Linked DNA regions of Homo sapiens: all the other regions are linked to region 1. The links are chromatin loops, found by intact Hi-C in ENCODE. Cell type or tissue: mammary epithelial cell. All regions are shown on one strand. Each heading gives the region's core, and the rest is flanking DNA. Links, peaks and the distances in the headings are about the cores only. Region 1 overlaps TAOK3 (TAO kinase 3). Region 2 overlaps TAOK3 (TAO kinase 3). Region 3 overlaps TAOK3 (TAO kinase 3).

Evidence for each region. Hi-C counts contacts between places; a loop is a spot of excess contacts. Peaks named below come from ENCODE experiments on the same cell type or tissue, not always from the same donor. Only the 100,000 strongest peaks of a DNase experiment are listed, where the experiment ranks them.
Region 2: a loop joins it to region 1, with 4 times the contacts of the local background. A loop is called at or near these places in 15 of 110 quality-filtered maps.
Region 3: it touches region 1 in a loop (4-fold over the local background); 2 of 110 quality-filtered maps call a loop at or near these places.

What each region holds. Positions count from the first base shown.
Region 1 is chr12:118,302,616-118,313,494 of GRCh38, reverse strand. All of the region lies in intron 1 of TAOK3 (TAO kinase 3), which reads left to right. Among named protein-coding and RNA genes, the nearest start is that of TAOK3, 65 kb to the left of the region's middle. RefSeq lists an enhancer at 5,197-5,296. In mammary epithelial cell, for the core only: no CTCF peak of the experiment used is centred there; DNase peaks (open chromatin) are centred at 5,284, 5,694 and 6,314; H3K4me3 peaks cover 574 bases; H3K27ac peaks cover 2,382 bases.
Region 2 is chr12:118,351,598-118,362,476 of GRCh38, reverse strand. The region is part of intron 1 of TAOK3 (TAO kinase 3); the gene reads left to right. Among named protein-coding and RNA genes, the nearest start is that of TAOK3, 16 kb to the left of the region's middle. In mammary epithelial cell, for the core only: no CTCF peak of the experiment used is centred there; DNase peaks (open chromatin) are centred at 1,506, 4,826 and 5,426; H3K27ac peaks cover 4,210 bases.
Region 3 is chr12:118,233,921-118,243,380 of GRCh38, reverse strand. It overlaps TAOK3 (TAO kinase 3), which reads left to right. Exons shown (of 21, transcript NM_016281.4): 6 at 4,109-4,154; 7 at 5,212-5,308; 8 at 7,710-7,823. Among named protein-coding and RNA genes, the nearest start is that of PEBP1, 100 kb to the right of the region's middle. RefSeq lists enhancers at 5,811-5,860, 6,001-6,070. In mammary epithelial cell, for the core only: no CTCF peak of the experiment used is centred there; a DNase peak (open chromatin) is centred at 5,280; H3K27ac peaks cover 1,740 bases.

The sequences.
Region 1 (10,879 bases), core at 1,747-9,746:
GACCAGCCTGGCCAATGTGGTGAAACCTCATTTCTACTAAAAATACAAAAATTAGCCAAGTGTGGTGGCAGATGCCTGTAATCCCAGCTACTTGGGAGGCTGAGGCAGGAGAATCACTTGAACCCAGGAGGCGGAGGTTGCAGTGAGCCAAGATCATGCCATTGCACTCCAGCCTGGACAACAGAGCAAAAACTCGGTCTCAAAAAAAAAGATAAAATAAAATAAAAAATAAAAAAGAAGAGAAAAGAAAAGAAACAGCCATTCTCTTTCCTTGTAATAGAGCTGAAAATGTCTGTCTTCTGTAATGTCTTGCCTGACTGTCCTACTAGGATCTAGCATTATCTCTAGTTGGATAGCTGTCTCTTTATATATGATTTTTAAATTTTCAGTTTTTAAAGATTTCATTTTGTTTGCTTTTAACTCTTTTAAAATAGCTATTTAGCCTCTTTTCTGCATTTTTCCGTCTTTAGTGTTAGGGATTTTGGGTTCAGTTTTATTTTCACTCCAGATTTTAATACAGGGCTCAGCAGAATAGAGCCTCACCAGCAGATAAGCATTTTTGATTGATGGAATTCACATCTGTTATGTTTCCCCAAATTTATTTTTTTCTCCACAGTCTTTCAACACTCATTATAGTTTTGTTGTGTTAGATCATGATACTACAGGCCTCTAGTTAAGATCGGTGTTACTCAGTAGCCAAAAATAATGTCAGAGTGCAAGGTAGTGACAAAACCTGTTAAAGACAAACAAAAAATTGTACTAGAAGTGATACTCTCCTGTTTCTGATGATTCAACATGCAACTGTGGACAATTAATTTCCTTTAGCTTTGCTTTCATTTCTTCATGTGTAAAATCAGGCTAACATAAGCTGTTTTGTGGATTTTGTGAATAATTCTATTATAAAACATTTGTAGGTTGTGATGCTTATTGAATTAGATATTAGTAATAAGCCTTTAATAAGTAATTTCAAGAAACATCCCTTGCTACCGTCTACTTCCCCAGACCAAGAAAAATCTTAATTTATTTTAGTTGTCCAAGGTATGGTTAGTTACAGGTTATAGGAACATTATGGGTAACTATTATCTAAAATCTTAGCATTGTTTATTTTCAGAATTACACTTGCTTATATAATTTAGCCATATTTTTTCTATAGGCTTTAAAGTAGTCTTAAATTAAGGGACTAGATTTTTTTTTAATGTCAAGCCCTTATTTTAATCTTTGGAATTTAGTAGCTTAATAAAGCTATGTCTCAATGTTTAATTATTCTGTGCCTGTTTCCCCTGGCTTCTGTGTGCCTTTTCAGTCTGTAGCTTCAAGTTTATTTTCATTTGTAGAAAGTTTTTTAAAATTATAGATTTACAATTATATTTCTATTTTTCAAGGAAACTGATTTTGAATATATTATCTTTCAAATCTATAATTTACTCTAGTTTTTAAAAACTTTATTCAAGGTGCTGTTGTTTTGCTACTTTCCTCAATTCTCCACCCATGTCCCTTACCACGTCTCCACCATTGCCAGTTCTTTGTGCTGCTTCTTGCCAGCTTCATTTCATTAGTGGTTTTATTTTTCTCCCCACATCTCTCTTGACTTCTGCCAAATCATGTTTTATTCCCTGTTTTGGCTCACGATATCTTCCATTAACTCTTACATCCCTGCTGTGAGCTCCTGTTTTATATAACAGTAACTTCATTGAGTTCCTTTTTTCTTAAAGTTTATTGGCAGTATGTTCTGACACAGCATCCATTGCTATATGACAACTTTTATTCTCTGAAAAGAGTTCTTCACCTGCCATTTCTTTTTCCCATTTCTTAGTTTTGTTTGGTTTTTAAATACTATCTTTACATAGATCTAATGCTGTTTTTAAAAAAAAAAAATTATTCAACTCTAAATGAGACTTATTCTTTGTCTCTTGGGATTCCTATGAGGAAGGGCCAAAGGCCATGTTTCAGGCTAATAAGAGTTTTCCCTATCTCATGGTGAAAATCCTTATAACAAACTTATTTGTGAGCTCTTTCTTTTTTTTCTTTTTTTCTGAGACAGAGTCTCTCTCTGTCACCCAGGCTGGAGTGCAATGGCACAACCTTGGCTTACTGCAACCTCTGCCTCCCAAGTTCAAGCGATTCTCCTGCCTCAGCCTCCCAAGTAGCTGGGATTACAGGTGCCCACTACCACACCCAGCTAATTTTTGTATTTTTAGTAAAGACAGGGTTTCACCATGTTTGTTAGGCTGGTCTCGAACTCCTGACCTCAGGTGATCCACCTGCCTCGGTCTCCCAAGGTGGTGGGATTACAGGCATGAGCCACCATGCCCGGCCCCTATTTGTGAATTCTTTGTGCCTTTATTTTTACTGAGACAACAATGTACAGTTTTATTTCATTAATTTTGAAGGAAAGGCCAGTATAAACCTTTGCTGGACACAGTTCATTAATTGTACTTTAAAAGTGCTACATGAATACCTATGAAACACTGTAGGGTCATAGAATCTGTAGATATCTACACAAACTTTGTAGATATAGCCAGTAACTATTATTTGTGGATATAGATTAAAATAACTATTATTTGTGGGGGAATAATGTAGTTGCAAAATGTCTTATGAATGTGATTAGTTTTCCCACTGCCCTAAAACTCTAAGTCCAGAATATATTAAGGCTATCTACACTACACGGTTTACACATTCTTGACTCCATTTGACCTCCTGTACTTTAAATCCTTCCTCCATATTCTCCCTTATAACAGAAGAAAAAAGCTACCAACATCACCAAGCAGATGTGGTAAACCTATTTATATAATAGAAGGATGATTATAAACATTTAATAAATTATATCAAATAGATATTATATATTAAATGGGCAGATAATAGAAATCTGTCCAAGCAAAACTCTGGATAATTTTTATGTTGCCTTATTTTTTGTTTTCTGTGAACTCCAAGAAAAATGAGATACCAGTTTGGAACAGATGTAATATTGCTGATTTAACAGTTTAGGGATACTCCCCAAGTTCAATAATTTTGCCAAGATACAAATTTAAATGGAACCTTTTATGAAGCTTCATAGTGTGTGAAGAACTTACCTTGTTTATATGTTTGAAGACATACATATTTCACATTTCAGAAGAGTCTATACATAGCTCACCAAATATCAAAACCACCTTGTTAGAAAACATTAAGGTCTGTCTTATTTATTTGTTCATTTATTTATGAGACACAGTCTCACTCTGTAATCTCACTCTGTTGTAGAGGTTGAGTGCAGTGGCACGATCACGGCTCACTGCAACCTCCATCTCCCTGACTCAAGGAATCCTCCCACCTCAGCCTTCCAAGTAGCAGGGACCACAGGTGCACGCCACTATGCCCAGCTAATTTTTATATTTTATTGTAGAAATTGGGTTTTGCCATGTTATTCAGGCTGATCTTGTGGCCTCAAACTCCTGGGCTCAAGCGATCTGCCTGCCTCAGCCTCCCAAAATGCTGTGATTACAGGTGTGAGCCACCACACCCAGCCAACATTAAGGTCTTAAGCTAATTATGAGAAGGGAGGGAGTTGCCTATGGGGGGAAAGAATAAGAAAATGGTAAAAGAAGAGAAACAGGAAAACTCAGGTTTTTGAGCTACAATAATAATTGTGGATAATCTGCTACCCAGCACATAGCCAGGAGGAAGATAAAGAAAACCACCATGTGGCGGGGCCTGATGACTCAGGCCTGTAATCTCAGCACTTTGGGAGGCTGAGGCGGGCAGATCACCTGAGGTCAGGAGTTTGAGACCAGCCTGGCCAACATGGTGAAACCCCATCTCTACTAAAAATACAAAAATTAGCCAGGCGTGGTGGCAGGCGCCTGTAATCCCAGCTACTCGGGAGGGTGAGGCAGGAGAATCTCTTGAACCCGGAAGGCGGAGGTTGCAGTGAGCCAAGATCGTGCCATTGCACTCCAGCCTGGGGGATAAGAGCAAGACTTCATCTCAAAAAAAAAAAGGAAAGAAAACCACCATTTGAGCCAAGAAGGGAGGGTAGATTTGCAGGGAGGAGGGCAGTTGTTTCAAGAAATAAAATTGAAGAGATGCAACTTAGAGCTGTAACTCATTTGTACATCTGAGAACTTAGGATGTCCATAATTTGGTTTTTACAAAATCTACCCTAGAAGGTTGGCTTTTTTTTTTTTTTTTTTTGGAGACAGTCTCACTCTGTTGCCCAGGCTGCAATGCAGTGGCCCGAGCTCGGCTCATTGCAACCTCTACCTCTGGGTTCAAGCAATTCTTCCTGCCTCAGCCTCCCAAGTAGCTGGGATTACAGACATGCAGCACCACGCCCAGCTTATTTTTGTATTTGTAGTAGAGATGGGGTTTCGCCACGTTGGCCAGGCTGGTCTCGAACTCCTGACCTCAGGTGACCCGCCCTCCTTGGCCTCCCAAAGTGCTGGGATTACAGGCGTGAGCCACCGTGCCCAGTGACATTTAAAATAATATAATTCAAAGAGGGGAAAGAAAATGTTTTAAGAACTAAATTTGAGTGCTCAATTAATTACAACCATACAGGCTTTTTTTTTTTTTTTTTTTTTTTTTTTTGGAGACAGAGTTTCGCTGCTGTTCCCCAGGCTGGAGTGCAGTGGTGCGATCTCAGGTCACTGCAACCTCCGCCTCCTGGGTTCAAACGAGTCTCCTGCCTCAGCCTCCCAAGTAGCTGGGATTACAGGCATGTGCCACCACGCCTGGCTAATTTTTGTATTTTTAGTAGAGACAGGGTTTTACCATGTTAGTCAGGCTGGTCTCAAACTCCTGACCTCAGGTAATCCACCTGCCTCGGCCTCCCAAAATGCTGCCATTACAGGTGTGAGCCACCGCGCCCGGCCAAATTACAGACTTTTCTACACCGTCTACATTCTCCCAAGACCATTTTTGGGCAGCACCCTTGCCAGGTAGAAGTACTGGTATACTGGGAAACATGCTGCTATCCTAGGAGTCAGATGACACTCATAAAAATCAGAATAATAATAACTGATTTTCCTGCCTTACTGGGTTGTTAAAATAATTGAATTTGGTTAGGTATGTGAAAGTACTTTATACAAATGTAAATGTTTAATTTTTTTTTTAAGTGAAAGCAAGTTTATTAAGAAAGTAAAGGCATAAAAGAATGGCTACTCCACAGACAGAGCAGCCCCGGGGGGTTGCTGGTTGCCCAGTTTTATGGTTATTTCTTGATGATATGCTAAACAAAGGGTCTATTATTCATGCTTCCCCTTTTTAGACCATATAGGGTAACTTCCTGATGTTGCCGTGGCATCTGTAAACTGTCATGGCATTGGTGGGAGTATAGCAGTGAGGACGACCAGAGGTCATTCTCATTGCCATCTTGGTTTTGGTGGGTTTTGGCCGGCTTCTTTACTGCAACCTGTTTTATCAGCAAGGTCTTTATGACCTGTATCTTGTGCCTACCTCCTATCCCATCCTGTGACTTAGAATGCCTTAACCTTCTTACATTTACAGATATAACTGTTTAATGTTGTTATTTTTTAAATGTAAAAAAAAAAAAAAAGTAGTCAAACTTGCCAACAGCTTATTTTAAGCAGCTATTGGGAACAAGTACCAGTAACTATCATGTAGTGTCAAACCCTTTTTCGCTATGGCCAGTACAGATGGTAACAAGTCTACAGACTACTCATTGGAGCAGTATGCAGCTTAACATTTTTAGTGTTTTAGTAATAAGATACCATTTCCGTGGTTAGAGAGTCAGCATTCAGAACTTTTGTTTTTTAAGGAAAGAACTTCCGGAACTTCATTAACAGTTCATAGAGGATACCGAGACCTCTAGCTGGCTAGCTAGTGGTAGAACTCTAGTATCAAGTGCTTGGAAATTTGTCTAGCAGTGGAAGGAAAGAAGGGGTAGCTGCAGCTGCTATCCTAAACCCTGCAAAAACACTTATACATACACAGCCTCATTTTTCCCATTGCGACCTAATAACTGAATGCAACAGTTTCTGTTTCCAGTTATGGTTCTCTTTCATTCCTGTTTAAAACAAAGGCAGCAGGTCAAGAAACTAACTAAATGTGACTAGTTAGAGGAGAAGATGTGAGGGTGGGAGGGGGAGTCAGGGAAGAAGGAGGACACAGAGATAGCAAATCCATCATCCCTTAGAGGTTAGGCCAACAAAAATAATTGAATTCCCGTGGGAGCCTAAGGTCAGAGTTAGACTACTGGTTAGATCTGAGAGCTTTGCTTTCTGTTTTACAAATGATTTTAAAGAGAAAACTATGAGGACTCCAGAGATGGGGGGGGGAAGAGGAGGCGGGAAGGTTGATTCATAAAGTGGTAAAAAACCGTGCTCAAAACCTCATTGCTTCTTGCACAATTGGTCAAGAGATGTGTCAGCAATTCCTGAGGCAATGATATAACCTGTATAGTTTAGTAATGAGAATCATTATTATTCTATTTCCACATAATTACTGATGTTTTTTGAACTATCTAGAACTGTGTTGTCCAACATTGTAGTTTCTAGCCAAAGAGCTATTTAAATGAAAATTAATTAAAATTAAACACTTAAAAATTCCGTTCTTCTGTTGCACTAGCCACATTTCAAGTGCTTACTAGCCACATGTTGTTAATGGCTACCATTATTGGATAGTGCAAATGAAGTGATAGACTATTTTCTTCATTATGGAGCATTCTATTTGAATGTACTGATGAAGCAGAACAAACTCTGAGAGCAAAAGTTTGATGTTACTACTTTACAATTGAATGATTAGTTTAAGTCCAAAGTACAATATATAAAATTATCTTTTAACTATGGAACCTACCATTGTGGCTTAGTTACTCTAAGTATCAATAATATTTCTTCAGTGAACATTAAGGTCCACTAAATAAAAGTAAGGACAGATCTATGTTAATTTTAGACTCAAGAACTTGAGGGAAACATGTATGGATTTTTATAAAAATTATGAAACGTTTCACATCCATTTACAATCATGAAGAATATAAGTCAAAAAGAAAAATTTAAACCAAGTGTTGAAATAATTAAAATTATAAGCTGGGTGAGGAGGCTCACCCCTGTAATCCCAGTATTTTGGGAGGCCAAGACAGGAGGATCACTTGAGCCCAGGAGTTCGACACTAGCCTGGGCAACATAGTGAGACCCTATCTAAATTCTAAAAAAATTAAATAAAAACATAAAAAATAAAGTTAGCAGTAAATAGGAATAGAATAAGAAAACTCCAAATGGAGGGAGAGGATCAGAAAAAACAACTATCAGGTACTATACTTAGTTCCTGGGTGACAAAATAATCTATACACCAAAACCCCATGACACCAGTTAACCTATATAATAAACTTGTATGTGTGCCCCAAACCTAAAATAAAAGTTAAAAAACAAAAACCAGCAGTGGTCGAGCTTTAAGAGAAAATAAATTACTCTGAGTATCCAGAAAAAATGACACAGAATCCTTTCTACATTCTTTATTATTTTATGAAACATGGTGTCCTCTTGTAAATATCTGAAAAGTGATTTCTATCCTATGACAGAAGAAGACTAACCTCTCCAAAGCAGCAGAGGAGAAAATCGAATGGCAATTGAGCCAACTTTTTTTTTTTTTTTTTTTTTTGAGACGGAGTCTCGTTTGCTGTTGCCCAGGCTGGAGTGCAGTGGCGTGATCTCAGCTCATGCAAACTCTGCCTCCCAGGTTCAAGCAATGCTCCTTCCTCAGCCTCCCAAATAGCTGGGATTACAGGCACCCGCCACCACACCCTGCTAATTTTTGTATTTTTAGTAGAGATGGGGTTTCACCATGATGGTCAGGCTAGTCTGAATTCCTGACCTCAAGTGATCTGCCCACCTCTGCCTCCTAAAGTGCTGAGATTACAGGCGTGAGCCACCACGCCCAGCCGCCAACTTTTTGACATGCATAAAATAGTAAAAAATTAACAGTTAAATACTTAACAGTTGATATATATGTTCTCTATAGAATATCACATTTAATTATGTCATTTGTTAGTAGTAGTGGATTAAGTTTATTTTTATTATTTTTTTGTTTTTTGAGACAGAGTCTTGCTTTGTCACCCAGGCTGGAGTGCAGTGGCACAGTCTCAGCTCACTGCAACCTCCGCCTCCCAGGTTAAAGGGATTCTCCTGCTTCAGCCTCCCTAGTAGCTAGAATTACAGATGCATGCCCGGCTAATTTTTGTATTTTTAGTAGAGACAGGGTTTCACCACGTTGATCAGGCTGGTCTTGAACTCCTGACCTCAAACAATCCTCCCGCCTCAGCCTCCGAAAGTGTTGGGATTACAGGCATAAACCACCAAACCCGGCGGGTTAAGTTTATTGAATGCTTATTCTATGCATGCCACCTTGTTTAACACATTACATACACTATCTTATTAAATCCTGACAATAAACAATCCTGTGCTCGATATATTTATTATATTATGTCCTTTGTACAGATGAGGAAACTGAACCTTAGATTTGAAACCTGCCATATGGTTAGTTAGGATTAGATCTGGGATTTGAACTCAGTTCTACTTTAATCATAACCCGTGTTCTTAACCATGGTTGCTTTTCCAGATAGCAGGCTGAAGACTACACTCTTAAGCAGAGGATTTAAACATAAATCTTTTTCACTCCAGGTGTCGTGTTGTTTCTCTTTGCCATTTGCCTTTCATAGCAACGGAAAATGAGGGAATAACTGTAATTTTATAATATCTAATGAAATTATTGGCATCCCTATAAGCACAATCAATTTTCATAAGTTTAGTTCATATCAAGATTTAGGAACATTATCTGAACAAATTGCTAAAAACATCACAAATTAGGACAAACTGAAATACAAGTTGTACACATATAACATTCAAAAAGCAAAAGCCTTAAAGCAGTGTAGATAATATGTATCAGTGGCTTCTTATTTCAGATTACATTTTTTTTAAGAGAACATTGTAACCATGCAAAGTTGTTGAAGAATATTTAGGGATTTCCTTAGTGTAAGCATAAATTATGGTAATTTTTCTAAACTGGGGTATGAAGAAATAATCAAGTTATCATACGAAGAAGTCTAGGAAGAGGTAATTAATAATTCAGCACCAATTGGTGAAGGCTTCTTTTTGGTTAATATTATATATTTTGTAGTCGGCCTAGTTCAAACAGCCTGTGTCTCTTCCCTGAGACCTTTGAGGGTTCTAGTTCTTGGTATGAGAAATATCACTAAATGAGAAATTTCTAGAGAGCCAAAATTAAAGGGGGAAGTATGTGCTCTTTAGTTTTCTTCAGTGGAATTTACCTCTAAGTGAATGAAATGTAATTCAGCCCGTTGAATCACTGAGCTATTTTATTGCATTGGAACTCATAAAAGAATTTCTTCTGAAAAACGTGCTTGCCTTTTCAACAACTTAAAACCATAGTCTATTCATTCACCTCATAACCAAGTAGTATAGATAATGACTTCACTGAAACAGTGCCAGACTCTCTTCAGCAAAGTGTTGTTGGCATGAGGGAGGCAAAAGGAAGGGCAAGACCAGGAGTGTAAAGAGAGAAGTTACCTGAACTTTATTTATTAGTATTTAAAATATGGGACCAGGCATGGTGGCTCACGCCTGTAATCCCAACACTTTGGGAGGCCAAGGCAGGTGGATCACCTGAGGTCAGGAGTTAAAGACCAGCCTGGCCAACATGGCGAAACCCCATCTCTACTGAAAATACAAAAATTAGCTGGGTATGCTGGCAGGTGCCTGTAATCCCAGCTACTCAGGAAGCTGAGGCAGGAGAATTGCTTAAACCCGGGAGGTGGAGGTTGCAGTGAGCCGAGATCATGCCATTGCACTCCAGCCTGGGTGACAAGAGCAAAACTCCATCTCTAAAAAATAAAATATGAGAGCAGTAAGGGAAAAATTAAAAAGTAATATGCAGTGCTCCCCTTCAAGAAAGTTATGGCCTAGAGAGAAACCAATTCTTAGAACATAATATGAAGTTTGTAAATGGACGTTAACATGGCGAAAACAGTGCACAGATAAAAGTCAATGCAAAAGAAATGTCTCATAGCATTGTTCTATTGTAATGGAGTTGATTAATTTATTCAGACTTTTGGCAAGTGTTCTTTGCACACGTACATTCTGCCAAACATTGTTTCAGGCATTGAAGATGCAACAGTGAACAAAACAGATTGAAAATCCTGTCCTCATAGAGTTTACATGCTAGAAAGGAGAGAGAGAAAATATGCAAATTAAGTGAAATACCTATTTTATTAAAAGGTGGCAAATGCTGTGAAGCAAAAAAACAGAGGAGGAGGATAAGGAATGGGGGCTGATTTCAATTTTAAGAAGAGTAAATAGGGCTTATAATACATCTTTTATTAAAATCATATTAATCTATGGAAGCTGAAGTTGAAATAGGGCCAAGCTGAAATAGGGCCACTTCTCTAGTGACAGAATAAGTGAAAGGAATTCAGTAAAGGAATGAGAGTGGTGTCAGGTACTTTGTTTATCCACTTTCTGGTCTTGATATTTTGATTGTTTGGGTGGGTGTTTAGTAGTATATTTGGTTTTTTGGTAGAGTCAAAATGGAGTGGTGGTACTGAAGATAGAATAGTGCACGGTTCCACTCATCTTCCCCTGAGATCTGTGTGCATTTATGAAGTTTACAAAATGGTAGTCGTGATATTGGAATTTTCACTTGTAGAAAAAAAATGCTGTGTTTTCCAAATATTTTGAGAGGTCATCATAGTTAAGGAAAATCTGTCTGTTCCCATATCTCTTTTTAATACCAAGTTTATCAGTTATCAGCATTGAATAGTTGTTCCTCCATTTTTTATTCATTTATCCAACATGTCTTGAGTGACTAATATTCTGCACTAATATGTGCAGAAGATTTTTTTAAACACATCTAAATATTTTTTGCTTTGCCACAA
Region 2 (10,879 bases), core at 1,277-9,276, 49 kb before region 1:
TTATATTCCTACGTGCAAACTTGTCCAACCCATAGCCCGCAGGCTGCATGCACCCCAGGATGGCTTTGAATGGGGCACAACACAAATTTGTAAACTTTCTTAAAACATTGTGAGATTTATGTGAGATTTATGCATGGACCTTTTTTTTTTTTTTTTTTTAGCCCATCAGCTATTGTTAGTGTTGGTGTATTTTATGTGTGGCCCAAGACAATTCTTCGTCTTTCATTATGGCCCAGGGAAGCCAAAAGATTGGACACCCCTAAATTTTAGGGTCTATGAAAGCAAAGATTTTTGTTTTATTAATTGCTGTATCTCCAACTCATAGAACAGTGCCTAGCAGTTAGTAGTTGCACAATAAATATTTCTTGACTGACTAAATAGAGAAATTTGACTTTGAGAGTTCCTCCGATTTGTTGGCTAAAAAGGTTTCGTTATTTTAAAAATAAGGAAGTCTCCAGACTGCTTTCCACAGTGGCTGGACTAATTTACATTCGCACCATCAGTGTATAAGCAGTCCCCTTTCTCTGAAGCCTCACCAGCATGTTTTTTTATTATTATTATTTTTATTAATAGTTTGACTATGCTCACTACCTGGGTGATGGGATCCATACCCCAAACCTCAACATCGTGCAATATTCCCATGTAACAAACCTGTGCATGTACCCCCGTATCTAAAATAAAAGTTGAAATTTTAAAAATAATAAGGAAATAAAATCCTAGCCAGGTGTAGTGGCTCACACCTGTAATCCCACCACTTTGGGAGGCTGAGGCAGGTGGATCACTTGAGGTCAGGAGTTCAAGACCAGCCTGGCCAACATGGTGAAACCCCCGTCTCTACTAAAAATACAAAAATTAGCTGGATGTGGTGGTGCATGCCTGTAATCCCAGCTACTCTGGAGGCTGAGGCATGAGAATCGCTTGAACCCAGGAGGCGGAGGTTGCAGTGATCCAAGATCGTGCCACTGCACTCCAGCCTGGGTGACAGAGTCAGACTCCATCTCAAAAAAAAAAAAAGAAAAAAAAATCCTAAGGAAGTAAATGATAGTTTGGAAGAGTAGTATTCATCTGCAAATTCTACTCTCGGGGTTTTACATTTTTCTTGGAGCAGCCTTGAATTTACTATATTTTTATTTCATTGAATACAAATGAAAGCCATTCCTACTACCACACCATACATCCACGATGGCTGTATCTCATTGTGGCTAAAACCTAAGAAAACTCTGTTCACTGTAACGAAGTCTAGTGGAAGCTTGATGACATGGCTTTTAGGCATTAAAGTCTAATAAGACCAAAATAATAATAAAATTCAGTACGGGGGCATTATCCCTTGAGAAAAAATTTCACTTGTTTTGCTTCGATGCTGATATTGACCCTGAAAATTGGTCAAATCAAGCTTCTGATGTTAATTTAGGGTTGTTATCAGTTTTCTGCATATACAAGTAATTGGGTTTGAAATGTGTTTTAAGCCTGAATTAAAATAACTTAGTCACTGATGACTCATAGTGAGAAGTTTTTCCTTTTCCCTGCTGGAACATATGCCTTTACCTCCAACATGGCCTTTTAAAAACAATTAAAACATAAAGAACACTACTTTTGTGTGACAGTTTCTGGAAAAGTTCTGTTTAGGTTTAAATTGGTGACCACTTATTACAATGCTTCTTAGTAACTACACTAACTACAAATGAGTTTCCAAATTTCCATACAAATTTCTTAATCTCTGCCTTTATGGAAGTTTCCTCATTATATATGAAATGCTCAAAAGTCCACTAAATATTATATGAATGACCACAGGGACTTTATTTTGTTCATTATTGTATTCCTAGTGCCTAGAATAGTGCCCTGCACATAGAAGCCAATTAGTAAGCATTTGTTGAATGAAATCACATACTTTTTTTTTTTTTTTTTTTTTGAGACGGAGTCTCGCTGTGTCGCCCGGGCTGGAGTCCAGTGGCGCGATCTTGGCTCACTGCAAGCTCCGCCTTCCTGGTTCACGCCATTCTCCTGCCTCAGCCTCCCGAGTAGCTGGAACTACAGGTGCCCACCACCATGCCCGGCTAATTTTTTTGTATTTTTAGTAGAGATGAGGTTTCACCATGTTAGCCAGGATGGTGTCGATCTCCTGACCTCGTGATCCGCCTGCCTCAGCCTCCCAAAGTGCTGGAATTACAGGCGTGAGCCACCGTGCCCGGCCATACTTTTTTTTTTTTTTCTTTTGAGACAGTCTCACTCTGTCGCCCAGGCTGGAGTGCAGTGGTACAATCTTGGCTCACTGCAGCCTCCGCCTCCTGGGTTCAAGTGATTCTCCTGCCTCAGCCTCCCGAGTACCTGAGATTACGGCCTCCTGCCACCACGCCCAGCCATTTTTGTATTTTTAGTAGAGACTGGGTTTCACCATGTTGGCCAGGCCGGTGTTGAACTCCTAACCTCAGGTGATCCGCCTGCCTCGGCCTCCCAAAGTGCTGGGATTACAGGTGTGAGCCACCACGCCTGACCACATACATTCTTAATAATCGCGCATCTTAGAAAAATAATGAAAGTATTGAAATAAATTTTCTCCAGCTTTTTTGAATTAGGTAATCATCAATTCACAATCATCCTAGTTTGGGTGTCTCTCGGTATTAGCCCAAGGTAGTTCTGTTCGAATAGTTCCTAGCATTGCTTGTGCCAATCTTAAATCTCCTTTAGTGGATCTCTTACAAAAGGAAGGGTGAATTGCCACCACCCATAGGCACTTGCACCTGTGGGAACCAATGGGCGTTGTAACAGGAAATACTTCAGCTTGCAATACTGATAGTAATGTGTGGCACCCAGATCACGCTGTTTTTATCTGCAGTTCCTTTTTAGTATTGTACAAAGTTTCTTGAAGATTTTTAAATACATAAGTTTAAAAGAGAATTAACTTTCAATTTGCAAATTAAAATGAGAATGGTTGCCTTTTCTTCATTATCAAGAGATGGTGAGTTGTCCTCCTGTAAGTAAATTGGTTCTTTTCTTTCTAATATTGTGTTCCTTGAAACCTTACTCTAGTATGCAGGGAGAGTGGAGGGTGCCTAAGTGTAAAATAATTAAAACTTAAGCTGATATAATTATCAATAATAGTAACCAGTTCTGATATCTACTTGATACCATAACGGTGAGCATTGATAGACTTTCATAGATTTTTACATAAGATTAGCTTGAGCAAGTTTTCCTCTTTTGTAGGTACTGGGGGGAAAATTCTGGAAAAATTTTTAGAGAGTTCTTTCTAAAATGTCGAAATGCAAAGCTGTATAAATTGCTGTTGACGTTAGCTGTCTGACCAGGAAGTACTCTCTTTAAGCCTCACTTAAAAAACTAAGTGTCTGTAATAACTTCCTTTCTCGGGATGAAGGTGCTGATAGCCTGGGGTGTTCTTATAACTTAAGTTCAGTTTTTTCTTTCCTGTGAGGAAGAGGCAGTTTTTTAAATGAAGCCATCTCTGGGGAAATCGTATTGATTGTTGTAGCTAAATACGGAATTTTTAAAGTCTTTAGTATGTTGAACTGGAAATATAGGACATGCGTTTGAGATCTACTGTGAGTAAGTGTCATTGGTATTTTATTTTACATTTAATGTTGATTATAAATATGGTTTGTGTCTAAACACTGTTAAAAAAAATGAGTAAACTCTGTTGAATTTCATGTGAAATATTTATGGCCTTAGCTCAAAGTCCAGCTGAGAGTAATCAACCTCAAAAGTCATTGGATTCATGTGCTCTATTTAATTTAATTTGTAGTTTGATATTCCACAAATAAAAGTGGCAATTTTTCAAAAAAATTTAATTTTTTTCTTTCTCCTGAATAACTAAGGTAAATGCTGAGCATGAAATACAATACCAATATTTTGTCGGAAGAGTCTTTTAAATAAAAAACTTGAAATATACTGAAGGTCATCTTAAATGGATACAGTTTATGCTAATGGATGATATTATTACTTTAAAACAATATTTTACAATCAAGCTACTCCAAGTGGCACACTATTCATCCTAGAGATCTTTAAAAGTAACAAGCCTGCCTCCTATTTTTCTTCATTCACAGAAAGGGAAAATAGTATAGAAAGCAGAGCTGTTTCTTGAATGTAATACCAAATTTAGAGACAGAAAAGTCAGAGGGTTTGGTCACATTTATTTTGTTTTGTAACTTTTTAAATCAATTTAATACATAGAGTTAGCTACTTATGAAAGTATAAAAATAAAACATGTTGGCCATTCGGTTATTAACAATTTATGTGACTACTATAGTCCATAAAATGAATTTAGTTTAAGTAGGAAAACAGATACTTTTTTTTTGACATGTCATCATTTGTATGTTAAAAAGTTAATGCAAAATATGTTATAAATCAGGAAAGCTACCTTAATAATTTCTTTACCAACTTCACTAGTCTCTTGGAATGAGGTTTAAATAAAATGCATAGGCTAACATGTGACTGTCATATCCAAACTCATAATACTGTGCAGGTTAAATGTGTAAATTAAGTCTTATAATTATGCATAGGATGTTTTCATTTAAGAAGCATTGCAGTGGATATTACTAATGGGGGCGCTATTCTTTCTAATGTATGAAAAAGGAAATTTTAAGTGTCAAATAATCTTTAAAATGTGATGTCATATAGCACGTTCTTTTTCCTTAAGATTTATGCATGTTTAAAACTTAAAAGTACAAATTATGTTAATTTCAGCTTTCATTGAGAGGCCTTTTATGATTGTCTGAATGTTATATTAGCAGTCCAGAAATATCCCAGTCATAGCTTGGATGGGGGTGAAGCAGAGGAAGTGGGTGGTGCTTCGTGATGACAGATTATTGCAGATTATATGGCTGCCTGCCAAAATGACACTCGTTGAAGGGAAAAGTAGAAGTTACAAACTCCATCCTATTAATTTGTACATGTTTATTTAACCACTTATAACTGTTTGCTTGTTTTATACATAGATGACAAGTTTTAAACTCCTGAATTACTTAAAACGTGCTTAACCTTCTCTAGTTTATTGTGGCTATATTCCTTATCTCTGATCTGCAAAGATCACACTGACCCTTTTGTGGAAAGCCACGTGTTAGCAGAAAAAAGATGGGGGAAGGATGACAGAATTTAAAACTACAGCTGCTTTGTTTTCCAGTTAAAAATAGTTCTGAGTTAAAAACGTAAGGATGTCCCATCACATGTGGACAATTTATATAAAATATAGCATACTAATACAAATAATCATGTCTTATGAAAAAGTTTATAGTTCTAGATTGTTCTGGTTTAGCTTGAAATTGAGATTCTTACTGTTGCAACATAAAAGGAAGCTTTGTGAAGGAAATATGACATCTCTGCCCAGATGCATAAGGAGGGAATTACAGTGGGGAGTTATTTTTAGAAGTATCTTATGAATACATTTCATGTACTGAGAACATTTTTTAAAGGTTAGTTTCACTGGTAGGAGTTATGCAAGTTGCTCGGGTCACTGGATATTCTATTAAGAAATCATTTTTATGTTACCAACCAACCTAGTTAGTCTTAAACTGGCTGATCTAAGTAGTAGCTTGCTTGTTTATTTAGAGACAGAGTCTCACCCTGTCACCCAGGTTGGTGTGCAGTGGCACAGTCATAGCTCACTGCTGCCTTGAACTCCTGAGCTCAAGTGATCCTCCTGCCTCAGCCTCCCCAGTAGCCGAGACTACAGGCATGTGCCACCATGCCTGGCTAATTTTTTAAAGTTTCTTTTTTTTTGTAAAGAGGGAGTCTTGCTGTGTTGCCTAGGTTGGTCTCAAAATCCTGGCCTCAAGAGATCCTCCTGCCTCTGCCTCCCAAAACTCTGGGATTACAGGTGTGAGCCACTGCACGTGGCCATATCATTTTTTTTTAATGTGACCAAATTGAGGCCGGGCATTGTTGCTGACGCCTGTAATCCCAGCACTTTGGGAGGCCGAAGTTGGAATATCACTTGAGGCCAGGAATTTGAGACCACCCTGGCCAACATGGTGAAGCCCCGTCTCTACTGAAAATACAAAAATTAGCTGGGCGTGGTGGTGTAAGTCTGTAATCCCAGTTACTCGGAAGGCTGAGACATGAGAATCACTTGAACCTGGGAGGCGGAGGTTGCGGTGAGCTGAGATTGTGCCACTGCACTCCAACCTGAGCGACAGAGCCGGACTCCATCTCAAAAAAAAAAAAAAAAAAAAAAGAAAGTGACCAAATTGAGAAGATATTGAGATCCTGTCAATACCATCAAATAGTAATGCAAGTTATCCTACTAAAAGAGGGGAGGGGACAGTTACATTCCCAGTGCATAGTAGTGTCCCATTCTCCTTCAGGAATGGAATGCCATGTTTTCAGTTCAAGGAAAGGTTGGAAGTGAGTCAAGGAAGCTATCATTTGTATCACACAATTCTTAGAATTGATGCCCTTCCCTAATTCTTTTACATGATCAGCAGCATATCCAGGTTTCTGGTATTTCTTACTTTCAGTTTCTGTCACATAGGTTTGGGATTGGCAGGATAGTTTAATGTTTAATAAGAGTGTGGCAGATAAACATGTCTGCCACCTACTAGCTTTGTGACTTTGCACAAATCCCTTAACCTCCCCGAAACCTCAGTTTCTTCTTCTGTAAAATTGATATAATTATAATACCTACTTCACAGGATTGTTGTGAGGATTAAATGAAATAATGTATGAAAAGCATAATTTTGGCCACACACTGTAAAGGAAGAGCTCAGTGTGCAAGAATAGTTATGCTTATTTTTGCCATTTTTGGATATTTCAGTTCTCATTCATAGCTTCACCAGAAAGTGATCATGGAAAGAGATACAACAACACATGGCATTATGTATAGATAATAAAATCAGCGTTATAATAATAGAAGTATTTAGAAAGTACCAGGGAACACAGGGATGAAATCCACCGATCTTATTTATGCCCTTCCTCTTACCACATTGTGTACTACCCATTCCAAGGGGATAGGAAGAAGGAGACAGGGATCGACTGTAGATTTAATAATTATTCATCAAAATGATTATATAATCTGACAAATTTCACTTTAGTAACATTTTTCATTTTGTTTCAATTGAGATCATTTCCTCCCAATTTGATGGAACAGCCCGGGAAACAACATGGTGAAGTGTTGATTTCTTAAAATGTTATTTTCTCAGCAGAGTGTGTTTGTTTTCTTCTGAGTACACCACTCAGATAAAGTTAGGACTGTGTCTTAAGATTTTAGATCAGCTAAAAAAATTTTTTTTGTTTTGGTGACAATAGAACATAGATATTTACATGTATATTTGAATACAATAGTCCCCTCTTATCCTGTCTTGCTTTCTGTGGTTTTAATTACTCATGGTGAACTGTGGTCTAAAAATACTAAAGTGGAAAATTGCAGAAATAAACCATTCATGAGTTTTATTTTATTTATTTATTTTGGGACAGAGTCTCACTTTGCCACCTAGTCTGGAGTGCAGTGGTGCGATCATAGCTCACCACAGCCTCAGCCTCAAACTCCTAGACTCAAGGGACCCTCCTGCCTTGGCCTCCCAGATAGCTAATTAAAAAAAAAAATTGCAGAGACAGGATGTATTAGTCTGTTTTCACGCTGCTAATAAAGACATCTGAGGCTGGGTAATTTATACAGGAAAGAGGTTTAATGGACTCACAGTTCCACATGGCTTGGGAGGCCTCACAATCATGGCAGAAGGCAAGGAGGAGCAAGTCATGTCTTACATGGATGGCAGCAGGCAAAAAAGAGAGCTTGTGCAGAGAAACTCCCCCTGATAAAACCATCAGATCTCATGAGACTGTATCACAAGAACAGCACGGGAAAGACCCACCCCATGATTCACTCACCTCCCACCGAGTTCCTCCCACAATGCTTGGGAATTGTGGGAGCTACAATTCAAGATGAGATTTGGGTGGGGACATAGCCAAATCCGGTCTGGCCTCAAGTGATCCTCTGGCCTTGGCCTCCCAAAGTGCTGGGATTACAGGCATGAGCCACTGTGCCTGGCCCCATTCATGAGTTTTAAATTGCTTACCCTTTTGAGTAGTGTGATGAAATCTCCTGCTGACCTACTCCTTCTAGCCAGGGAAATGAATTATCCCTTTATCCAGCCTATCCACACTGTAGATGCTACGTGCCTATTCGTCACTTAGTAGCTGGTTGTCTTGGTTATCAGATTGACTGTTGTGGTACCTCAGTGCTTGTGTTCAACTAACCTTGATTTTACTTAATAACATCCCCAAAGTGCAAGAGTATTGTGGCTAATTTATAAATTAAGCTTCATTGTAGTTATGTATATATAGGAAAGGAAATAGTATATATAGAGTTCCATACTATCTATGGTTTCATAAATCCACTGGATGTTCTAGAACATATTCCCCACACATAAGGACAACTACTGCATAAAGAATGTTTTCCGTTCTCACAATCTGAGACTCTAGGGTTCATATCTTGTATTGGGTCAGTTAACTTTGTTGACGTATTGAAAATATTAAAACTAATTCTTACATAAGCAGATTTTCATAGGGATGTGTTAGCAAAACAGATGTGAAATTTAGGGGACACCCGCAGTCAATTCACTAAACCAAACAAGGAAACTCCTTATAGGATACTTGAAAAAAAAAATGTTTAGCCGTTGTGAATATACTTTTAGTGTTTAAAATTTCAGGGTGTTAATCTGTAATGTAACCCCTTTGTCTCCTAGCCAGCTCCTGGCTTATTCCATGTTTTTCCTTGTTTCTGAGAATTCCTAACATAATAGTCTCAAGGCTCATTACATCGCTGGTAAAATGCACTGCACCTCGTGCACCTTTCCCATTCAGACCCTTGTTGCCTCGTTCCTGGACTACCACAGGGGCCTGCCTTCATTTCAGTCTCTTTTTCCCAACTCATCATGATGAATCTTCTTTAAATGCTACTTCTAGCATGTCACTCCCTTTTCAGAGAGCTTCAGTGGTTCCCTGTTTTCCACTATGTTAAATCTAACTTCTTCTGCTTGACTTTCGACACCCTTTCTGATTTGCCTGTACACTATTTATCCAGCTTCATTTCCTATGATCTTGGGCCTATTCTTTCTGTTCTATTGAAGTCGGTCTCTCAAACACACCAAACTCATTCAAGTCTCTGCCTTTTACTTCACCCAAAAAGCCCTTGCTTGGAGCTTCTCGCTGCCTACGCAGATTTTACCATTCCTTCAAGATCCTGTGTGAAGTGTACTACCTGTTAGATGCTTTTCCTACTCCTACTATTTTCCTGCAAATTCTCGGGTGATTTTTAATTTAGCAAACCAATGAACAAAAATCTGTGTAGTGTCTTCTATCACACACTCTTGTATCTTCACTAATGTAAACATTTTGAATACAAACACCATATCTTTTAGCTAAATCTTTCACAGTTCCTAGCATAAGGCGGAGGAAACTGATTTTGAAGAGAAAGAAAAAATAGTAAATGTATTTCATCATGCTTATCTAAAGTCAACTCAGGCCGGGCACAGTGGCTCACTCCTGTAATCCCAACACTTTGGGAGGTCAAGGTAAATGGATCACCTGAGGTCAGGAGTTCGAGACCAGCCTGGCCAACATAGTGAAACCTTGTCTCTACTAAAAATACAAAACTAGCCAGGCATGGTGGCACACACCTGTAATCCCAGCTACTTGGGAGGCTGAGGCAGGAGAATTGCTTGAATCCCAGTGGTGGAAGTTGCAGTGAGCCAAGATCGTGCCACAGCACTTCAGCCTGGGCAACAGAGTGAGACTCTGTCTCAAAAAATAAATAAGATAAGATCAGTAACCCTGGTAATACAGTAATGTTGAAGGGACCTGAGTATTTTTCCTATTTGGGTCCAGTCTGTCACCTCATTTACAGAAAAATGTGAGACAAATGAAGACAGTTTTGTAATTGGTTACAGATTGATATGTTTGCTTTTCTTTATGAGAAACTATATATGTGTGTATATATATGTGTATATATATGATTTTTTTTTTTTTGAGACAGAGTCTCGCTGTGTCGCCCAGGCTAGAGTGCAGTGGCGCAATCTTGGCTCACTGCAACCTCTGCCTCCCAGGTTCAAGCGATTCTCCCTACCTCAGCCTCCTGAGTAGCTGGGATTACAGGTGCATGCCACCATGCCTGGCTAATTCTTGTATTTTTAGTAGAGACAGGGTTTCACCATGTTGGTCAGGCTGGTGTCGAACACCTGACCTCATGATCCACCTGCCTTGGCCTCCCAAAGTGCTGCTATTAAAGTGATATAGCCAGCTGCCGTTGGAGAGATATAGTTTTGATAATAACAGCTTTCCATCCTATAGAACTATAGATTAGGCCGGGCGCGGTGGCTCACGCCTGTAATCCCAGCACTTTGGGAGGCCGAGGTGGGCGGACCACGAGGTCAGGAGATCGAGACCATCTTGGCTAACACGGTGAAACCCCATCTCTACTAAAAATAAAAAAATTAGCCAGGCGCGGTGGCGGGTGCCTGTAATCCCAGCTACTCGGGAGGCTGAGGCAGGAGAATGGCATGAACCCGGGAGGCGGAGCTTGGAGTGAGCCAAGATAGCGCCACTGCAGTCTGGCCTGGGTGAAAGAGGGAGACTCCGCCACTAAAAAAAAAAAAAAAAAAAAAAAAAAGAACTATAGATTAAATATAATCATTTAATTTTACACAACCAAGAAGCATTTTTATCCAATTATTTAAGTAACCTAAGTACAATTAAGTGCCTGCTGTGTTACAAGGTTAGGCTCTGTGAAGGTGTGCCCTGCAAAAACTATTAGGGAATTCCATTAGGCAAGACAAAGTATATATTCAGACGCTTAAAGATAGGAATATTTATTACTTCAATTGGGTGTTATAATCGGTCTCTTATCTTTTTAAATAATATATACTTTCCTTTGTAT
Region 3 (9,460 bases), core at 1,438-9,437, 70 kb after region 1:
ACATTTTTTTCTTTTTCTTTTTTTTCTATTATCTATTTGATCTGTAAAATTACTAATTTCATTTCTGTTCCATTTAACTTTTGTTATCAGTATTTAACATTTGTTAATACTTTGGTGTGTCACTTGGTATATATTCTGTAAGATTAAATGATATCTAGCCTATTAGAAATTCCATTCTATAAACACTCAGAAAGAGATGGTGAAAAGTTGACATCATTTTATAATTATTTGTTTGTAAAAGTAAAAGGCACAGCCTTATATTCTCATCCTAGAATTTTTATCTTTGTCATTTCTCATCCTCCACTCCAGTTCCCCCCATATTTGGAATTGTTCTTGATGTTTTAATTGCTATGTGATTTTTACCAAACAGGGGCCACCATATGATTAAAATAAGAGACTTTTGTTCCACTCTGTCATCTTATTGTGATATATATATATAAATATATATACACATGCACACACACACAGACACACACACACTCATATATATATATATATTTTGTTTGTTTGTTTGTTTGTTTGGAGACAGATTCACTCTTGTTGCCCAGGCTGGAGTGCAGTGGTGCGATCTCAGCTGACTACAACCTCTGCCTCCTGGGTTCAAGTGATTCTTGAACCTCAGCCTCCTGAGTAGCTGGGACTACAGGCACATGCCACCACACCCAGCTAATTTTTTGTATTTTTAGTAGAGATAGGGTTCACCATGTTGGCCACGCTGGTCTCCAACTCCTGACCTCAGGTGATCCACCTGCCTCAGCCTCCCAAAGTGCTGGGATTACAGGCATGAGCCATTGTGCTCGGCCCTTAGTATATTTTTATATGATTGTATTTCTGGTTTTAGGTTGGCACATTAGGCACATTTAGGATGTGAAAATGTTATGCTTTCTACTTTTTCAAATTGCACATTCCTACTTAAACTCCAATTTAACTAGCATTTATTGTTTACCATGTACCAACTCCTTTCCTGTATGTGATCTCTAATTAGGGAATGGAATTTTGTTCTTAAATAGACTATCAAACAGTATACTAAACATACATATTTCTGTTCAAGGAACTTTTATGTAGAGCTATTGCTTCCATTCTGAAAATAAGAAATTAATCAAAGACATATCTCATTGTCTAGAAATCAGTTCTCTGGCAATCTCAGCTGTCTTGAAGGAGTCAAGAAAGGGATTTCAAGCAGGCAGAATAAATGTTACAAAATCCAAGTGCTAAAATCTCATGTATTTCAAGTCTTCAGAAAATCCTTCACACTGTTACTTGAAGCTCGTTTTTCTCTTTTTTTTTTTTTTTGAGACAGAGTTTTGCTCTTGTTGCCCAGGCTGGAGTGCAATGGCGCGATCTCGGCTGACTGCAACCTCCACCTCCCGGGTTCAAGTGATTCTCCTGTCTCAGCCACCGGAGTACCACACCCGGCTAATTTTGTGTATTTAGTAGAGACGGGGTTTCTCCATGTTGGTCAGGCTGGTCTCGAACTCCCGACCTCAGGTGATCCGCCCACCTCGGCCTCCCAAAGTGCTGGAATTACAGGCATGAGCCACTGCACCCGGCCACCTGTTTATTCTTAGATTATATAGACTGCTAATAAGCATGGCTACCTGGTTTCTGTCTACAACTGGTTTGATAGACCAATCAGAAAGAGCTCTAAGGAACTGAGCTGTTAGATACATGCATACAAACAGGCACAAGAATAATTTAACCATACGGAAAAAGTCAGGGGAGCTAGAAGGCAGAGCTAATCATTTAAAGGCAGAGCAGCCAGAGCTGTTTAGTGTCAGGAGCAAACAACCATCTCAGGTGCCTTTGTGTTATAGAATAATAGGGGAAAAAATATTTGTGACAAAAATGCTGAGTTTTTAAACATGTAATTTAAAACATTTAATGCAGCTAGAAACATATTCATTCTATTCAGTTTTAAAGTTCTATATTCACATTTCATATGCTTGGTTTAAGGAGGTTATGTATGCATATTCAGTTACTTTTAAAAATTAGAAAATTATGTAATAAAATTTAGAAATGCTTTCATCAAAATTGATTAAAGAAAAAGTAGGGCACATAAAGGCTAGTGTTCATTATAACATTTACTCATGTAGAATCTTCCATTTTATAATAAGAAATAAGATTAATGTTTCTGAATCTGTTTGTTTTTAATGTCAAGCAGAAAACTATAGTATGGTTTCTAAATTTTAAACTTCTAAACCTCTCATTGTTCTAAATTATTCCAGAAATGCAAGGTACATACTATATAAATATATAACTGTAAAACTATAAAATATAAGACATAATCATATGTAATATATAAATAGTATTATAAGTATGTTATATCTAATTTAATTGCATTCTATATAATATAGACACAGTATACTTATATTTATAATATGTTCATATATATTGATATTTATAATATATAACTATAAAAGTATAATAGTTTCTAAATTTTAAACTTCTAGACATCACATATTCTAAATTATCTCAGTAATGCAAGGTACATAATATAAATATATTTTCACATTAATTTTTTTAATGAAAGGAACTAATATGTTGATATTGGTTATGTCTAGTTTATTATAGGAAATTTATATTTCATAATGAGCATCTACTATTCTTTTAAATAACAATAATTTGTAGGAGTGTGAATGCTTGCATGTGTGTGTGGAGATTGGTTGCTGAACCCTGATAGTTTTGACCTTGACTACAAATCAGTAGTCTTGGGCACCTAAAAATCTAGGATAAGAAGGGCCAGGTGCAGTGGCTTATGCCTGTAATCCCAGGACTTTGGGAGGCCTAGGTGGGTGGATCACGAGGTCAGGAGATCAAGACCAGGCTGGCCAACATGGTGAAACCCCGTCCCTACTAAAAATACAAAGAAAAAAAAGAAATCGAGGATAAGAGTACAGAAAGAGGCCGGGCACGGTGGCTCACACCTGTAATCCCAACACTTTGGGAGGCTGAGGCGGGCAGATCACCTGAGGTCAGGAGTTTGAGACCAGCCTGACCAACATGGAGAAACCCCGTCTCTACTAAAAATACAAAATTAGCCGCGTGTGGTGGCGCATGCCTGTAATCCCAGCTACTCGGGAGGCTGAGGCAGGAGAAGTGCTTGAACCCAGGAGGTAGAGGTTGCAGTGAGCCAAGATCGTGCCATTGCACTCCAGCCTGGGCAACAAGAGTGAACTCCGTCTCAAAAAAAAAAAAAAAAAAAGAGTAAAGAAAGAGGTTTCTCACTTTTGCTTTTAGAAAGCCTCCGCAGATTGCAAACCCAATAACTATCGATAGCCTCCACCTCTCGAGTTCCAGCGATTCTCCGTCCTTAGCCTCCCAAGTAGCTGGGACCACAGGTGCAAGCCACCATGCCAAGCTAATTTTTTGTATTTTTAGTAGAGATGGGGTTTCACCATGTTGACTAGGCTGGTCTTGAACTCCTGGCCTCAGGTGATCCACCTGCCTCAGCCTCCCAAAGTGCTGGGATTACAGGCGTGAGCCGCTGCACCTAGCCTATCAATAGTATTATAATAATATTATTCTGGAAATATTTTAAGATCTAAATGTAAATAACACATATATCTCAGGGATTCAAGGTAATGTAATGATACATAGCAGGCTACATCTTCAGATTCAGTTCAAAACAATATCTGTTTCTTGTTTAAAACTTTTTAAAGTGTGAAAAAAAGGAATTTACTACTTACTGGTTTATTTTATTTAACTGGTATAACCCCAAAATAGATTTTACTGGCTCGTGTATTTGTTTGCCACTTTCTGAGTTACAAATTTATAGTACAACATAGTCACCTGAATCCTTTTTGAAATAAAGTAGTGAAGGAGTTAATAAATAAATTGGCAATCTTGGCTTCACCATTTATAGTGAATATTTCTATATCTAGTCCCCCAATAATCTTTAGGCCAATTTCAAACAAGAAATAATAAAAACTGAGATGATGAAAATTATAAAAATCAATTAGTGCCAGATGACAAAAATTCAGTCCAAGTTCGGGTAGATCAGAATATTTATTCACCTAGTATTCTTAGTTCCTTGATTGGTTGTTTAGTTGGTTTCAGCAGTTTTTAAATTAACTTTCATTATTCTGAATATTATTTTAATCTCTTATAGTTGGTGATGGAATATTGCTTAGGCTCAGCCTCTGATTTATTAGAAGGTAAGAAAGAAGGAATTAAACTCTCCTTTCTGTTTTACTTTGATCAGAATGTTATCTACCGCCATACTAAAGTGTAGTTTGGGCAGTCTAATTGAATGATGGCTTGAGCTTTAGGGTGGTGTGGATAAGCCATGCACACTTCCTCTCTTCAATGCCACTGAAAGTGTCTGAGTGATGTTAGCAGTCTTCCTGCTGTTTTAGTTCATGGCCCATCCAGGGCAGGTACTACCAAAATGTTTGGCTAATGTGATATGGTACATGTAGCCAAAAACATCATATTCATGGGTATATGTGAAAGAGAGGTAGATAGTCTCACGTTATATTGATGTTAAACCCTTTCAGAAATCTTGACTGACCCCATTCCTCTCTGCAGATGCTGCTATAACCAGAGGCTGTGTTAAAAATTTACTTTAAAAAAAATATCTTGAGCCAGGCACAGAGGCTAACACCTATAATACCAGCTACTTAGGAGTCTGAGACAGGAGGATCACTTGAGCCCAGGAATTCAAGGCTGCAGTGAGCTTTGATTGAAACACTGCACTCCAGCCTGGGTAACAGAGTGAGACCCCTGTCTCAAAAAAAAAAAAAAAATTAAATCACTGTTGATCTCTGAATAGAAATTGCTTATTAGCTTCTTTCACAAATAATGAAAACCTGTAGTTTGAAGGGGTAATTAAAGATGGCTTTGTGGCAGAGGAGGAAAATGTAACCTAGAACACTCCAGACATTGAAATGTTGGAAGGGACTGGTTAATTTGGGCCTGGTTAATTGGAATCAGTGTGGCTTGGCTTGCAACTGATAAGTAAATTAACAATGCATCATTTAAGGAATATCAGGCTTTCTTTGTTTTATTTTTGTTTTGAAGGGTCATTTGTGTTTATATACTTGGGTTTCCTGTTGTCTGATCACTTATTATCTTCTATAGAAGATCTAGGTGAATGTGTTCCCAAATTGTCATGTGAGAAAGTATGTAACCCAGTCTGGTATAGCTGTATAAAATAATAAAATGAGGAATGAAACTGATCATCTACTGACTTTTTTTTTTTTCCTTCCTCAGTTCATAAAAAACCACTTCAGGAAGTGGAGATCGCTGCCATTACTCATGGAGCCTTGCATGGACTAGCCTACCTACATTCTCATGCATTGATTCATAGGTAAGATTAGAGACCAGTTATGTTTCTTTTCAGTTGCAGGACTGTCTATTCCAGGAACCTTGAAAATTAGTGCATGCTCCAATTTTTAGGTTGCCTAAGCATTCATGGGAAGCAAATAGATTGCTGCTTCTGGATATAAAGGATAAAGTTGCCAGAATTTAGCTTCTATCTCTTATTCTCTCCTACGTATCCACAATTATATCATCTTTGTTCAGTAGGTAACTGTTCTCCAGGCTAAATGTTGCAGGGAAATTTGAAAAAGGGCCCACCAATCTTTAGATACTGTGTCATGAAGAAAAGAAAAGAAAATTAACCTTCCTTGCATATATTTATCTGTTAGCAGAGTTATTGTCCCTTTCCTATTACAAATAACAAGCTAGTCTTATATAAATATATGCTATTTTATAACTTTAAAATATTTCTCATTTCTATAGTTCATATAGATACTTAGGAAGATATTATCTTTACTGTATTTTGGCATATGAAGAGACCAGGGCTCAGAAAGACTTAACTTGCCCAGAGTTTCACAGAATTTAAGTAATATGTTAAGGATTGAAACTCAAGTTTCTTGACTCCTATTCTAGGGCTTTTCTCTGCCTTGTATTTTCTCTACCACAACCACACTCTCCTCCCTGCAACCTCCCTCCCTCCATTAACTTCTAGAGAAACATGTTACCAATCTTTTCTTCTCTCAGTAATGAACTTTTAGTACAGTTACATTAATGAATGAGGGGAGGAGGAGTGAAATATTAGGTATGAAGAATCTGAGATGGCTCACAAATGAAAGAAAACAACTGGCATTTACTAGGAAGAAGTGAAACTATTGGGTTATGGTTCCTCTTTTGCTTCTGTTTTAATCACCCCAGTGTAGCCATGACCACTTACTGGTACCACAAAAGCAGAACTTCCTAAAGATAGGCAGACCGAAATCCTGCTGGGAATTAAGGACAAAGAGTGAACCTAATCATGTTAATAAATACTGATTAAATAAAATTATCATAATGTCTATGGATCTGACAACTTTTTGTAAATATATGTCTTTGGTACCAAGGTGTTAATACTACTGCCAACTTGCTTGTGATTATTTTGCCTGCTCTCATTTAAAGCTACAGTTCAGTTTTTTGTGCCATTATTACCTTAATCTGCACATTAACTTAATGTTTTAGTCTGTATTATGCTTTATCTTCTTTAGTATGTAAAATAATTTGTTGAAGAGTCAAAATACTTATAAATAATGTTTTTTTAATTTAAAAGTAAATACTGTGTCTCAGATTTTTATTGTTTTGATTTTAAAGGCAATTCAATCTCCTAACTAAAGATAAGTAGAGAAAATATATTTTTCTGTTGTGAAGAAAAATAAATAATGCATTTTTTTTTAGTTCTGTCTGCCAATGCCTAATGTCACCATGAGGAAGGAAACTGAATTTTCAAGGGAAGTTTTTATAAAAGTTATTTTGAAGCATTTGAACCTTATCATTTTCAGCTTGACATAAATTTCCTCATCTTCTCTGTTTTATCTTTTCACTGACCATCAACTTCCAATTCATGGTTTCTAGTGCTCATTACACCTCATGCCTTTTTTAAAAAGAATAAGGAGTACATCCACACCTTCTCATTCTAAATTACCATAATGAAAAATGAATTTTTTGAATTATATTTTTAAAACTTTTTGCTATATAATACCTCTATTAGCTTTAGTAGTAACCACGTGCAATTCTTTGTAGTAATACAATAGAAATGTAATTTCCTAACCCCTAATCCTTGTTTGTTTTGATCTTTCAGGGTCTTCTTTTTACTGTACAGAGTTATTTTTAAAATATCACCTTCTATATAACATGTACCTCAAATGCCTTAGAGTTGCAGTTACAATTAAAGACAGAGAGAAAGGGTCACAGGCAAGAAAGAAAAGGTATGTGTGTAGTTGAGGTTTATTGGTAGGTGGTCAATACGGAATCATTGCAGGTTTGTTTAGGCTCCAAAAATGTCACATAATTTGGAAAAGCAGAAAAAGCAGTTAAAATTGGCACCAATTTTCTCAGCACAGGGAATACTATTGATAACTGGATTTAGCCTTTAAGAATATGCCTTTGTAAGTGTAGCAGCTGAATAGGTTTTCTTGTTCGCCATGTCTGCCTTTTTTCTCATTTGTATTCCCTCCCTCTGAAGAAAGCTCTACCTTTAAGTAACTAGTATGACCTACCTGCAAGTACACCCAGGAATCTGGGCCCCCTTACAACATGCAGTAATTACTAAATCTCCTTCTGGCTATCTGAGCAAGGTTTGTTTTGTTTGTTTGTTTGTTCGTTTAAATAAACTTTTTGTCTTATTAATTGCATGCTCTGACCTATTCCATAATCAAAATTGAAAAGTAATTTTCTAACCCTTTTTTTTTTTCCTATAGGGATATTAAAGCAGGAAATATTCTTCTAACAGAGCCAGGTCAGGTAAAACTAGCTGATTTTGGATCTGCTTCAATGGCTTCTCCTGCCAACTCCTTCGTGGGCACACCTTACTGGTATGTAGAATTAGGCTATATGACATAGTTTTAAAATCTGCATACATGAACTCAACTATGGTGCTGGTTTGGCTTGGTTTTGTGACAGTGTCTTACCAATATGCCTCAAAACGAGGTTTCATTTGAGAAGGATAGAAAGCCCACTGGCATAAAAAGAAACACTCTGGCTTTGTATAAAATTTACAATGACTTTAAATTGTGTAGTTAAGGTTGGTGTCACTGTGTGTAAACTGAGCAGGATTATCAATTCACTGACCAAGTTCAGGTTTTCGATTTCATTTGCAGTTTCTTTTGAACTTTTCTCTTGAGGCAAAGCCTCCAGGTAAGGACAGGGCAGCTTCTTTCACCTTCCCTGACTAGCCAACAAGCAGAGATGGTACCTTTCAGTGAAAGAAATCCAAGTTCTTGTCTTTGTTGAGTTCTGATAGGTTACCTAGCTTGTCAGTCTGGCTCAGAGTTTTTCACCCTATTCTTTTCCAGATTATTTTCCTTCCTTTCCTAGACACGTTGGAATTTCATTATGCCTTACAGAATGACTTAGATCTCTGCAAAATTACTTGTCTACTAAAAAAAATCAGCTAGTCTTTGAATTTTTTTCTATCACCAAATAACATTTACTAAGCAACTGCTTACACATCATAATAGAGTACAGTTCTGTTCAAAGCATATTAAACAGATAGGGCCCCTGCCCTCCTAATGAAGATGCATTATGGACAAACAAGTAAAGTAACATCCATTACTACAACCTAGGGTTTTTGTAGGTTTTAGTATCTTTGGAACAGCTGATTATATTGCTTTATATGGCTCCATAAAGTATTTTTCATGTTGTTTAATTATTTTAAAAGAATATGGCCAGGTGTGGTGGCCTATGCCTGTAATCCCAGCTACTCGGGAGGCTGAGGCATGAGAATCGCTTGAACCCAGGAGGTAGAGGCTGCAGTAAGCCAAGATGGCGCCACTGCACCCCAACCTGGGCTACAAAGTAAGACTCTCAACAACAACAACAAAAAAAGACTCCAGGCGCGGTGGCTCACGCCAGTAATCCCAGCACTTTGGAAGTCCGAGGCGGGTGGATCACGAGGTCAGGAGATCGAGACCATCCTGGCTAACATGGTGAAACCGCGTCTCTACTAAAAATACAAAAAATTAGTCAGGCATGGTGGCAGGCGCCTGTAGTCCCAGCTACTTGTAGTCCCAGCTACTCGGGAGTCTGAGACAGGAGAATGGCATGAACCTGGGAGGCGGAGCTTGCAGTGAGCTGAGATTGCACCACTGCAGTCCAGCCTGGGCGACAGAGCCAGACTCCGTCTCAAAAAAAAAAAAAAAAAAAAAAAAAAAAAAAAAATTTCCTGCTTTATTTAATTACTTTAAACAATATGAAAAATACTTTATGGAACTATATAAAGCAATATAATCAGATGTTCCAAAGTAATTATTTAAGTACTTTATGTATATTCATCCTTTACAAATCTCTGTAAAGTTGCTATGAGAATTATCTCCATTTTACAGATGAAGAAACTGATGTACAGATAGGTTAAGTAACTTCCCTAAGATCAAACTGATAGTAAGGGGTGGAGCCAGTCTTTATTGAAAATAATATACTGTGTCATGTAAATCACCAAGTAGATTATATTTTG